Linked DNA regions of Homo sapiens: region 2 is linked to region 1. The links are chromatin loops, found by intact Hi-C in ENCODE. Cell type or tissue: MCF 10A. All regions are shown on one strand. Each heading gives the region's core, and the rest is flanking DNA. Links, peaks and the distances in the headings are about the cores only. Region 1 overlaps RBFOX3 (RNA binding fox-1 homolog 3). Region 2 overlaps RBFOX3 (RNA binding fox-1 homolog 3).

Region 1 (5,367 bases), core at 253-5,252:
TTCTCTGTCCAGCTGTCTTCTCCCCATTGCTCTGTCTTATAACTCCAGCCACCTTGGCTCCCCACCTCTCAGCTCTGTCTCCTCAACTCAGGGAGTACACCAGGCTTGACCTGGGGTCACTGCACCATGGCCTGAAAACTTCCTCAAGACAGTCAGCTGGGACGACTGTGCAGCTCCTCTATGACCAGCACTGGGGGATCACTGCCCTTCACTGTATCTCGTCCAGTGTCTTGAAAACTAGTCTTCAGCTTGTTGTTATTGTTCTCGGAGGCAGGCACATCAGTCCCCATTTCTCCATCTTGACCAGAAGCAGAACTGTTTTCTTCTTTACACCGGATCTGTCTCTGCAGTAACTGCCCGGCTGCTGGAACAAACCCAGGCACATACACAGGCTGGGCCTGGCCCTTGTCCCCAGTCCCCTGCAGGGTGGAAGGAGACGAGCTACAGGGCTGTCAGAAGCACTCGTGAGCCTGGGACACACAGTCCTAGTGTAGAGACAGGCACCTTTGCTTCCCATGCCTTGAGAACAGCCTCCTCTCCTCAATGATGAGGGCTCTGCAGGAGCCGGAACTTAGCTCTGGAAAGGCTTAGCAAGACTGCTTCACAGCGTTTCTTCTCAGGAACATTTTGATTGTAAAGAATAAGGAGAGCCGGGTGCCGTGGCTCACCCCTGTAATCCCAGCACTTTGGGAGGCCGAGGCGGGCGGATCACGAGGTCAGCAGATCGAGACCAGCCTGGCCAACATGGTGAAACCCCATCTCTACTAAAAATACAAAAAATTAGCCGGGTATGGTGGCGGGTGACTGTAGTCCCAGCTACTCTGGAGGCTGAAGCAGGAGAATCGCTTGAACCCAGGAGGCAGAGGTAGCAGTGAGCCAAGATCGTACCACTGCACTCCAGCCTGGGTGACAAAGCAAGACTCCATCTCAAAAAAATAAATAAATAAATATGGAGAGAAAGTGAGAGAAAAACAATGCCTCCAAGCCTCTCAAAGACTGGGTGGTGAGGAACATGAGAAAACTGGGGAGAAGGGAACCTAGAGGCCGACGGCAACCCAACCAGCCTCATCATCACTGCGTGTCACTGTGCCTCTGGGCGGCACCCCCCTTGCCCCCAGTGAGAATAGCTGAGGAGGACCCATGAGAAGCTGAGCCTGTTTGGTCTTCCAAATCATGGTCCCTGCACCTGCCTCAGCTGAGTCGGACATACCCAATCCTTTATCTGGGCACAGCATCTCCAGCTGATTAGGAGCTTGGACACAGGTCATCACAAGTGAAACCTGCCGTCCCATGTCATCCGTACAACAGGCCTGTTCAAAAGGCAGGAATGGTGTCCCTATTCTACAGATGAGGAAACTGAGGCTTAGGATGGGTCGATTATTCACCCAGGCCCACGTTGGAAGTGGCCAAGGCAAGACCACAGTCCTGGTTGTTCAGGCTACTTTTCACACTGAGAATTTCCCTGGAGAAGTCAAGCCTCCCTGTAGGAGACTGTGGATTTCACGGGTTTGGATTTCTGAGCCCATTCCCATCCCCACCTCCTCATGCCACCCCAAAGGAGCTCTCTGACCAGTGGGAGATGCAGAGGACTCCACCCTTCCTGGCCCACTTGAGCTCTCCTGTCTTTTTTTTTTTTTTTTTTTTTTTTGAGATGGAGTCTTGCTCTGTCACCCAGGTTGGAGTGTAGTGGCACCATCTCAGCTCACTGTAACCTCTGCCTCCCAGGTTCAAGCAATTATCCTGCTTCAGCCTCTTGAGTAGCTGGGATTGCAGATGTGCACCACCACACTTGGCTAATTTTTTTGTATTTTTAGTAGAGATGGTGTTTCACCATGTTGGTCAGGCTGGTGTCAAACTCCTGACCTCAAGTGATCTGCCCTCCTCGGCCTCCCAAAGTGCTGGGATTACAGATGTGAGCCACCACGCCCAGCCCTGTCCCTTTTTTTTTTTTTTTTTTTTTTTTTTTTTTTTTTTTTGACAGAGTCTCATTCACACTGTCACCCAGGCTGGAGTGCGATGGCACAGTCTCGGCTCACTGCAACCTCTGCCTACCGTGCTCAAGCCATTCTCCTGCCTCAGCCTCCCAAGTAGCTGGGATTACAGGCGTATGCCACCACGCCTGGCTACTTTTTTTGTATTTTTAGTAGAGATGGGATTTCACCATATTGGCCAGCTGGTCTTGAACTCCTGACCTCAAGTGATCCGCCCATCTCGGCCTCCCAAAGTGCTGGGATTACAGGCATGAGCCACTGCGCCCGGCCCTCTCCTGTCCTTTGAGAGAACATTTCCAATATCAGAGTTGCCAGCTGCCTAGCTTCATGGAACTGCAAGGCTCCTGCCTCACCAGAGTGTTTTGTAATGAGTCAGGTGGCAGGAGCGCTTGGTATGCGCACACGTGTTTGGACTAGCGCATCAGTTAGGCTACTGTGATGGGGGAAATAAAGAGCAATGCCCCAGAATGTTGACCACAAAGGGTTAACCCAAACTCACGGCTATTTCTGACTCTGAGAAGGCCAAAGCTGCTTTGCTCCACGTCAGGGATGCAGCCTGGGCACTGCTTGTTGGCAAATCAGCTCCCAAACGCTCAAGTTCTGCATCACGGAACCTGAAGAGGGTCCCTGGTGCCTCCCTTGGCTTTCTGGATGTATCCAGTTGGGTGGTTTTGTGCTACCCATGAAAGAAGCAGGACATTAAACATTTGAGATGGGATCGGAGGACAATGGAAAGAAATCTGTGAGTGTGTGTGTGTTTGTGTGGAAGTATGAAAACCCCAAGTCTGTGTTTTCCCCAGAGTATTAATTACAGCTGGAGAGGAGGCTTGTCCGGGCGTGTTCCGCTTGGGCAGAGTAATTTCTCCCTGGTTTTCAGGGAGCGGGAGGCGTCACGGTGCAGAGAGCAGGACACACACCTCTCTCTCAGGCTTCATGGCCACCCCGCCCGCTCCGGAGCGGACAGCTTTGCCAAGGCACAGGCCGGAGGGAACACGGAGAGCCCACGGATAGCGCCAGGGAGGAGAGGCGAGATAGTGAGGTCTTGACACAATCCCACTTAAGACAGAACAGGTGACGAGAGAGACCTGTAAGCAGCTTAGAAGGAGGAGCAGGCCAGGCTCCGTCCTACGGAGGAAGGGCAGGGAAGACATGCGTCCCTGGCCAGCCTGGCTGCCCACACCTGGGTCCTTCTGACCCTGCAGGCCTTACATTGACGCTGACCGCAGGGCCCCTTGTCTCTCCAGAGGATTCGTAGGGGGAGGTCCACAAAGAAGGTGGGTTTTATCGCTGTTGGTGGCTAAAAAGCTGCAGTACCTATCTGCTCCCCACTAAGCAAAGTGGAGGTCCATGCAATGTGATGGCTACAATTCAGGACCTCGCTGGCCTTGGCATTACCAGCTCAGAAGGAAAAACCAACACAGAGGCCCCGAGCCTACCTTCCCCTGCCCCTGGATTTCTCCCACCCTCACCTGGACACTGAGGCCACCTGCCTGCATCCCTCAGGCTGGTCAGGGTCTTCCTGGGCACTTTGCTTTTTGCCTCTTGGCCATCACATGTGCTCCAGTTATAAGCCATGGAAGAGTGAGTAACCGCCGCCAGTCAGCCTCCCCACGCCGCCATCCCCCAGCCAGCCGGGAATGAGCGGGGCCCTGTGCTGAATCCTTCTCTATGGCAGAGTCCCCCACTGGCATCAGAGACCTGCTCATCTCCTGTGCAGTGAGCACAAATGACATGCTTGAGATGCAACAAGGAGCCAAACAAAGCCCCTGCCCTGGACGAGCTGATGCTCAAACAATACTCACCCCCTCTTAGGGGTGGGCTGGATTTCTGACATCCATGGGGACACCTCCATCTGGTCCATGGGATCAAAGGACACCAGCCCAGGAGGAAAAGGGGAAACCACTCCGAAACTGAGGCCCAACCTGCCTCTGTGGATGTTCTCTGGCTCGCTGCTTCGCTGGACCTCTCAGGACTTACTTTGTCCCTCCTCTGCTGGAATTCGCCTCTGGGGACTCAACACACAAAACTGGTGGTCTCGGCCAAAACCAGCAAGAAGTCTCCATGGCTCCTTTGCTGAGTGTCCAGCCTGCCAACTGGCTGGCGCTTGCAGATAAGTTAGAGGGAGAGGGAAGGAGGGAGGGAAGAGACACGGGAGTGAGAAAGGGGAGCAAGGCGGGGTTGGAGGCACCGCAGCCTTCTGCTGCTTCTGCAGATGCTCCGCGCAGGCCAGAGTGAGAGGTCCCTGCCCAGAATGCTTAGTGGGTTCCCCCAGGCCTGGCAGGTCCCAGAGCCTCCCGAGCAACTTGTCAGAGCTGGAGTCTGTCCTTATCCAGTCTCACGCTGGTGTAGAAATTTGCCAGCCTCACGCTCCCTCTTTCCTAACTCACATACCTGCAAATGCCCATGTCCCTTGATTAATGTGATATTTTTTATCCAATACCTGTGTGCCAGACCCTCCACCTTGGTGACTGCTAAACCCCCATAGTCACCCCAGGAAGGTAGATGTTGCCATCCCCACTCTACCAAAAAGGGAACAGAGGCTCAGAAAGGTTAAGTAATCTGCTCAAAGCTGCCCAGCAGGACAGTGGCTGGTCTGGAATTTGAGCTCAGGTCTGAGTTTTGCCACATCCCAGGCTCCTCCTGCTCCACAGGGTGATGCCCAGGACACACTGGGTGCAGTCACAGACCCCATGCGTTCTCTTGACCACGGTGGGAAGCATAGCAGGCAGGTGACTGCTCATCAGGCCAGGAAGCCATCCCCACCTCCCCGTGAATACCAACCATTACAAAATCCTCAGGCTGAGCAAAGATGGTCATGAGGTCCATCTTTAGACACCTGGCCCACTTCCTATCCAGGGAATGTGCTGTTGGGGTGACGCTAATACGGTTAAAGCCCAAGTTGGGCTGCACTCCTCCTCTGCTCCAAATCCTCCTGTGACTCCCACTTCTCTTGGAGAAAGGCCAAAGTCCTCACAATACCCTCCCATATAGGACCTCCTATGATCTGACCACTTCTCCCACTGCTGCCTGCCCACTCTCATTACTCCAGCCCATGGGCCACCTTGCTGGTTCCCCAAATAGCTAGACATATCCCATGATGTGGAATGCCCTTTGCCAGGGATATTCTTTTTGCTGGAATATTCTCCCCAGAAAGCCTCAGAGCCCCCTCTTTGGGCCTATCCAGATGGGCCTGAACATCACCTCATCAATTACACTTACTCTGACCACCTGGCTGAACACTGCAGCCCCCTCCTCTGCCCTCCCACACCCCCATCCTGCTTCCCCCACCACTGTCGCCCTTTGACATGCAAGACAATTTTCTAAATTATGTTTGTTGACTCTCCTCCCCAGTACGGGGTAAAGCCCAGGAGTGCAG
Region 2 (5,367 bases), core at 276-5,275, 67 kb before region 1:
CTGTGGCCCAATTCCAAGGGCATAACTTCCTGAGGGCCACCCCCAAGTGGGCTGGGACCTATGGACTGGTCAGTGTGGCCGGCTGTGTTTATTATGAATAAACCATGACTTGGGCCTGACCCCCATCTCCCTGGGAAAGGCACACTGTGCCCTGGCCTATGGCCACCTGCTTTGTGGCAGGCACTGGGCCAGATTTCCAGTGTCTGTCCTACATCAGCTTTGCTTCTTTCTCCTGGAGGCCAGAGCCCAGCCTGCTCCTGGGACCCTGGGATTGCTGATTGGAAGGGGTCTCAGTGGTACCGGGGGATGGCCCGAGGAAGCCATGTCACCAGGGAGAGATGAATCTCACCTGCTCTACTAGTTACCCTTGGGGCTGGCCCGGGATGTGCAGCAGCACCCCAGCTTTGGTGCTTCCCAAAGGCACACGGCTCTCCACAGGGCTAGCTCACATGAGGGGCACCTTGGCCATAGATAAGCCTGCCTGGGAGGCTGGATCCCAAGGGGCCCATGGAAGGAGCACTCACTAAGTCCCTAGATGGGAGTCCAGGGTGTTAGCTGTTTGCTGGGAGTCATTCTTATTCAGCTTTTATGTGACCCCAGTCCCCAACTCATGGCTGCTCGGAGAAGAGGAGGCTCTGCCAAGCTCCAGACAAGGCAGGTAGTGGGCCTTGGGCATCACTTTAAGAAAATGAACGCACACAGAGCAAGACACTGGCCAAGATCAGGAGGAAAAAGCCAGAGCTGCTGGGGAGAGGAGGGGCAGGAGGAGAAAGAAGAGGGGATGGGGAGGAGGAAGAGGAGAGGGAGGAGGAGAGGATGAGGAAGAGGAGGAGGAGGGAGAGGGGGAGGAGAGAGAGGGGATGGGGAGGAGGAAAAAGAGGAGAAGAGGGAGAGGAGGAGAAGGAAAGGGAGGAGAAGCAGGAGGAGGGGGAGGAGGGGGGAGGAAGAAGGGGAGGAGAAGTGGGGAGGAGGAAAAGAGGAGGGAGAGGAGGAGAAAGACAGAGAGGAGTAGTAAAAGAAGGAGAAAGGACAAGAAGAGGAGAAGACAGGAGGAGGAGAAAGAGGAAAAAAGGAAGAGGAGGAAGGGGAGGAGGGAGGGGAGGAGGAAGAGGAGGGAGATGGGAGAGTCTACAGCTGGTGTGTGTGGAGGAAGCAAACCTCCCAGGCTGGAGGCCAGGTATGGACTCTTCCGTTGGGCATTTTCCTGGGAGCCCGGCTCCCCGGGGAGGGGTTAGACTGGGGCTACCCTCCTCCAGTCAGGGGACTGTGCCTGTTCTTCAGTGTGTCCCTTTTGCTGACAATCTCACTACACTTGTCATTTTTATATGCAGGTGTAACAAAGTCGGCCCATAGAGCGACAAAACACAGCCCGGCTCTGGCAAACAATGTGATTATTAAGTAATGAGATGAGTCCCTCAACCATATAAGAAATCAAAATCAGATTTTGTGTGTGTGTGTGTGTGTGTGTGGTGTGTGTGTGTGTGTCTGTTTGTGCCTTTTTGCGGGGTGGGGGTTAAAATTTTCTTTTAATTTTTTGCTGATGGCAGGCCATTTTTTAAAAAGTTCTTTTGTATTTTCCTTTTGCGTCTGTACACTGGGGAGCCCCACAAATTCAGAGCTGTGAAATTTGGCTGTGTCAGCAGCCTGCAAAATGAATTGATATTAAATGCAACAAAAGTCTCTAATTCACCCCGTTGCTCCCCTGCCCTCTTCTATCCCCTTCTTGACACCCCTCCCCCAAGCCCAGCCCCACCCTGTTGTAATTGGGAAATGGAAGAATGAAGGTGGCCATCAGTACTGCTGGGCCACTGGGAATGACGCTGGCTCATCTATTATTTAAGTCTCATCAATTAAGTATTATTTACAAATAACCGCCCTTCCCCATGCCCTGCCACAGACAGACCGAAACATACTGCACAGTCCCCACTCCCAATGCTGCCCTCACCCTTCCTCAAACGCACCCCATGCTTTGCAGCCAGGGAAGGGAAGGTACTAGATCCCACCCTCAAGCTGTGCCTGAGCAGCTTGGCTCATCCATCCTTGTGGGATGGACACAGGGTGCTGGGGGAGCAGGGGGAGCTGACGGTGGGGCAGGACAGGAAACCAAGTGTGATGTGGTGAGAATGGCTGAAAACTCAGAGAAAAACAAATCAAACAAAATGTAAGCCAACAACTTCTGATCTTTCCATCAGCACCTGACTTTGCCCGCACTCAGACCCTGAGTCAGGCATTGCTCATCCCAGGCTGTCTGTGGGAAGCCCCTGCCCTTCCCTGAGCTGGAAGGCGCTTGCTGGAAAGGAACTGGCTCCCACCCAAAGTGGACAGAGCCACCAAGGCGGCAGGCATCCCTCCCTCGCTCCCTCACCTTGCCAGGTTGTGCATTAATTTTTTCCTCCTGCTCTCCCTACAAAACGAATCTTGATTTAAGAAATCAGACCTGGCAGCTGTGTCTCATCCTTAACATGCTCCAATTGCCAGGGTATGGAAAATCTGCTGTGGGCAGGCAGGATTGCCTTTAAATGCATTTCTAGCGCTGTGGATTTAGTGAGGACACACGAGGCGGATTTCATCTGCGTGCTGCGTGGCTTATGGGCCCCAACCACTGGTGCCAGGTCAAACCGTGGCCTCTGAGAAGATTCCCAAATCCAAGCACATTCCCTGTGGCCGTCTTCTCTCACATGGAGTCTCTGACCCGGGCCGAGAGCGTTAGGAAAGGCAAGCTAGACTTCAAGCGACACAGAAACACATCACGATCGAAGTGGAAGACCACACTCCCTGAACTGGCCGCTGTTCTCTTCCATAACAAGGTCTCACCCACCCCCAAAAGAGAATCTCTTCCTCTTATGGACAAAACTTTAGAAAGCTCTTCAAATAAAGAGTTGGGAGGGAAACGAATTAAAGCAAGTGACAAGCAATCATGCTTTGGATTTAATGAAGGCAGATCCGCAATGGCATGAGCCTTCCTGAGCACTGGCCGCTGTTTCCAGGTGATAAATGTGTGTCCCGTGAGGCATGGGGCAGAGCTGAACCAAGGCCTCCTCCACGTGGCCCCCAGTCCGGAGTTCGGCCGCGTGGCTGGCAGCGTCTCCCACCCGCAGGTCGCTGTCCGTGGTGCTGAACTCCTGCCTTCCCCCATTCCGCATCTTTCCTGTTTCTCCAAGAAGCAAAGGTATCTAGCGGGGCGTGGTGGCTCACGCTTATAATCCCAGTCGCGGCAGGCAGGTCATTTGAGGTCAGGAGTTCGAGACCAGTCTGGCCAAAATGGTGAAACCCTATCTCTACTGAAAATACAAAAAATTAGCTGGGCGTGGTGGCAGGCGCCTGAAGTCCCAGCTACTCGGGAGGCTGAGGCAAGAGAATGACTTGAGCCCGGAAGATGGAGGTTGCAGTGAGCAGAGATCACACCACTGTACTCCATCCTGGGAGACAAAGTGAGACTCCATCCACAAAAAAAAAGCAAAAGGTGTCTGCTACCGGAGTCCGGCACAGACACTCAAGGCTAGAACTGGGTGAAAGGTATGCCCCATCTAATCTGACGAACTTGCTCTCCAGTCCAGGATTCTGCTGAGGGATCTTAAGTGCAGATAAACTGTTAGGGAAGAGCAGCGGCTTGTTGGAGAGGAATAGAAAACTGGTTCACTTTGCTTTTCTGACTCTGTAAGGCAAGCAGGTGGCCCCAGTTGAAGAGCATAGTAGGCTGCAGTATGAATCTGCACCTGCTCTGTATGAATCTGTACCTGCTCTGGAAGTCGGACAGGTGACTCTGTGAGACTATGTCATTGCTTCCCCTGCCCTAGTTGACCCCATGCTGGCCGAGGCTCTTTCTCGGCCCTGTTTCATCTCTCCATCCTGTAATAGCAGCTGGGGCTTAAATCCTAACCAGAATGAGTCCCTGACAGCCTCCCTATATTTCTCTTCTCCTTCATCTGGCTTATTTGTGGACCTTGCCGCTGCTACAGGGCAGCCTTCCTGCTTATCTGTCAGCCCCCAAAGCAGCAGGTTATCTAAAGCAAGAATGGCTCAGGCTGGGCAAGTGGCTCATGCCTGTAATCCCAGCACTTTGGGAGGCCAAGGCAGGCAGATCACCTGAGGCCAGGAGTTCGAGACCAGCCCAGCCAACATGGTGAAACCCCGTCTCTACTAAAAATACAAAAATTAGCCAGGCATGGTGGTGCAAGTCTGTAATCCCAGCTACTCAGGAGGCTGAGGCAGGAGAATCACTTGAACCCAGAAGGTGGAGGTTGCAATGAGCCAAGATTGTGCCACTGCACTCCAGCCTGGGAGACAGAGTGAGACAGGAAGGAAGGGAAGGAAGGAAGGAAGGAAGGAAGGAAGGAAGGAAGGAAGGAAGGAAGGAAGGAAGGGGTGGAGGGGAGGGAAGGGAAAGGAAAGGGAGGGGAGGGAGGGGGAGGGGAGGGAGGCAGGGAAGGAAGGGAGGGAGGCAGGGAAGGAAAGAAGGAAGGAAGGAAGCAAAGATCGGTCTTGATGTGAGCAGCAGATGAGTAACTTGGAACATTTTTGTTGGCCCCATGTGGGCTTGAGCAGGTCACTTTACCCTCTAAATTCTCAGTTTTCTTACCTGTTAAACGGAGATAATGAGATGTGCTCTGTTGACCATCTAGGTCTGATGGAAGGGTCAAATGAGGCCATACTTTTAAGTGGCTTTGAAAAACTATGAAATATAATATACATATGAGGCATTACTAACAGTGGCACTGTAAAATAGAAGCAGTTCTCAGACTTTGGTCTGTGATGTTCCAGCCAAGCAAACTCTTCAGGGGCCTCTTTTCAAGGGGGATGGAAGGTGGGGGCAGGTATAAAAACCCCATAAAACCAAAGCAAAACCTCCAGGGAGGAATTGTCTTTTATACCAACTCCCAAAACAAAGGCCAAATTCCAAAACGAAGTCTGTTTGCTTCTTACTTTCCTAATATAAAGGGAATGGGTGATTTTTTCCCCCAAATGCAGTTTCATGTTGGTGAAATCAGAATACAACAGTAGGGTCTCTAGCGGCAGAATTGAGCGGAGGAAAGAAAGCAAAAGGATCTCTTCTAAGCATTTGGCATACTGCTGTTCCCTCATTACACAGCGAAAGCAGCCCATGCTGTCCTTCGCAGCATCAAACACTTCTAAGGGCAGTGCACTGGGTCTGCATGTATGTGTGTGTGTGTGTGCGTGTGTGTGTGTGTGCATGTGTGTGTGTGTGTGTACAGTGCCAACTGTAAGTGTGAGTGTAAACATGTTCCATTATAGACTAACATTTTAATTCCTTTTTTCAACCAGTATTCATTGAGAACCTTCCATGTGCCGGGGACATGCTAGTGACTGGTGCCACAGTCCCCTTGTCCCCTGGTTGCTCTTGGTTAG

What was found. Hi-C counts contacts between places; a loop is a spot of excess contacts. Peaks named below come from ENCODE experiments on the same cell type or tissue, not always from the same donor. Only the 100,000 strongest peaks of a DNase experiment are listed, where the experiment ranks them.
Region 2: a loop joins it to region 1, with 15 times the contacts of the local background. A loop is called at or near these places in 1 of 110 quality-filtered maps.

Annotation. Positions count from the first base shown.
Region 1 is chr17:79,225,840-79,231,206 of GRCh38, reverse strand. The region is part of intron 4 of RBFOX3 (RNA binding fox-1 homolog 3); the gene reads left to right. Among named protein-coding and RNA genes, the nearest start is that of ENGASE, 150 kb to the right of the region's middle. RefSeq lists an enhancer at 2,813-3,584. In MCF 10A, for the core only: no CTCF peak of the experiment used is centred there; DNase peaks (open chromatin) are centred at 2,366 and 2,856.
Region 2 is chr17:79,292,408-79,297,774 of GRCh38, reverse strand. All of the region lies in intron 3 of RBFOX3 (RNA binding fox-1 homolog 3), which reads left to right. Among named protein-coding and RNA genes, the nearest start is that of ENGASE, 220 kb to the right of the region's middle. In MCF 10A, for the core only: no CTCF peak of the experiment used is centred there; a DNase peak (open chromatin) is centred at 3,104.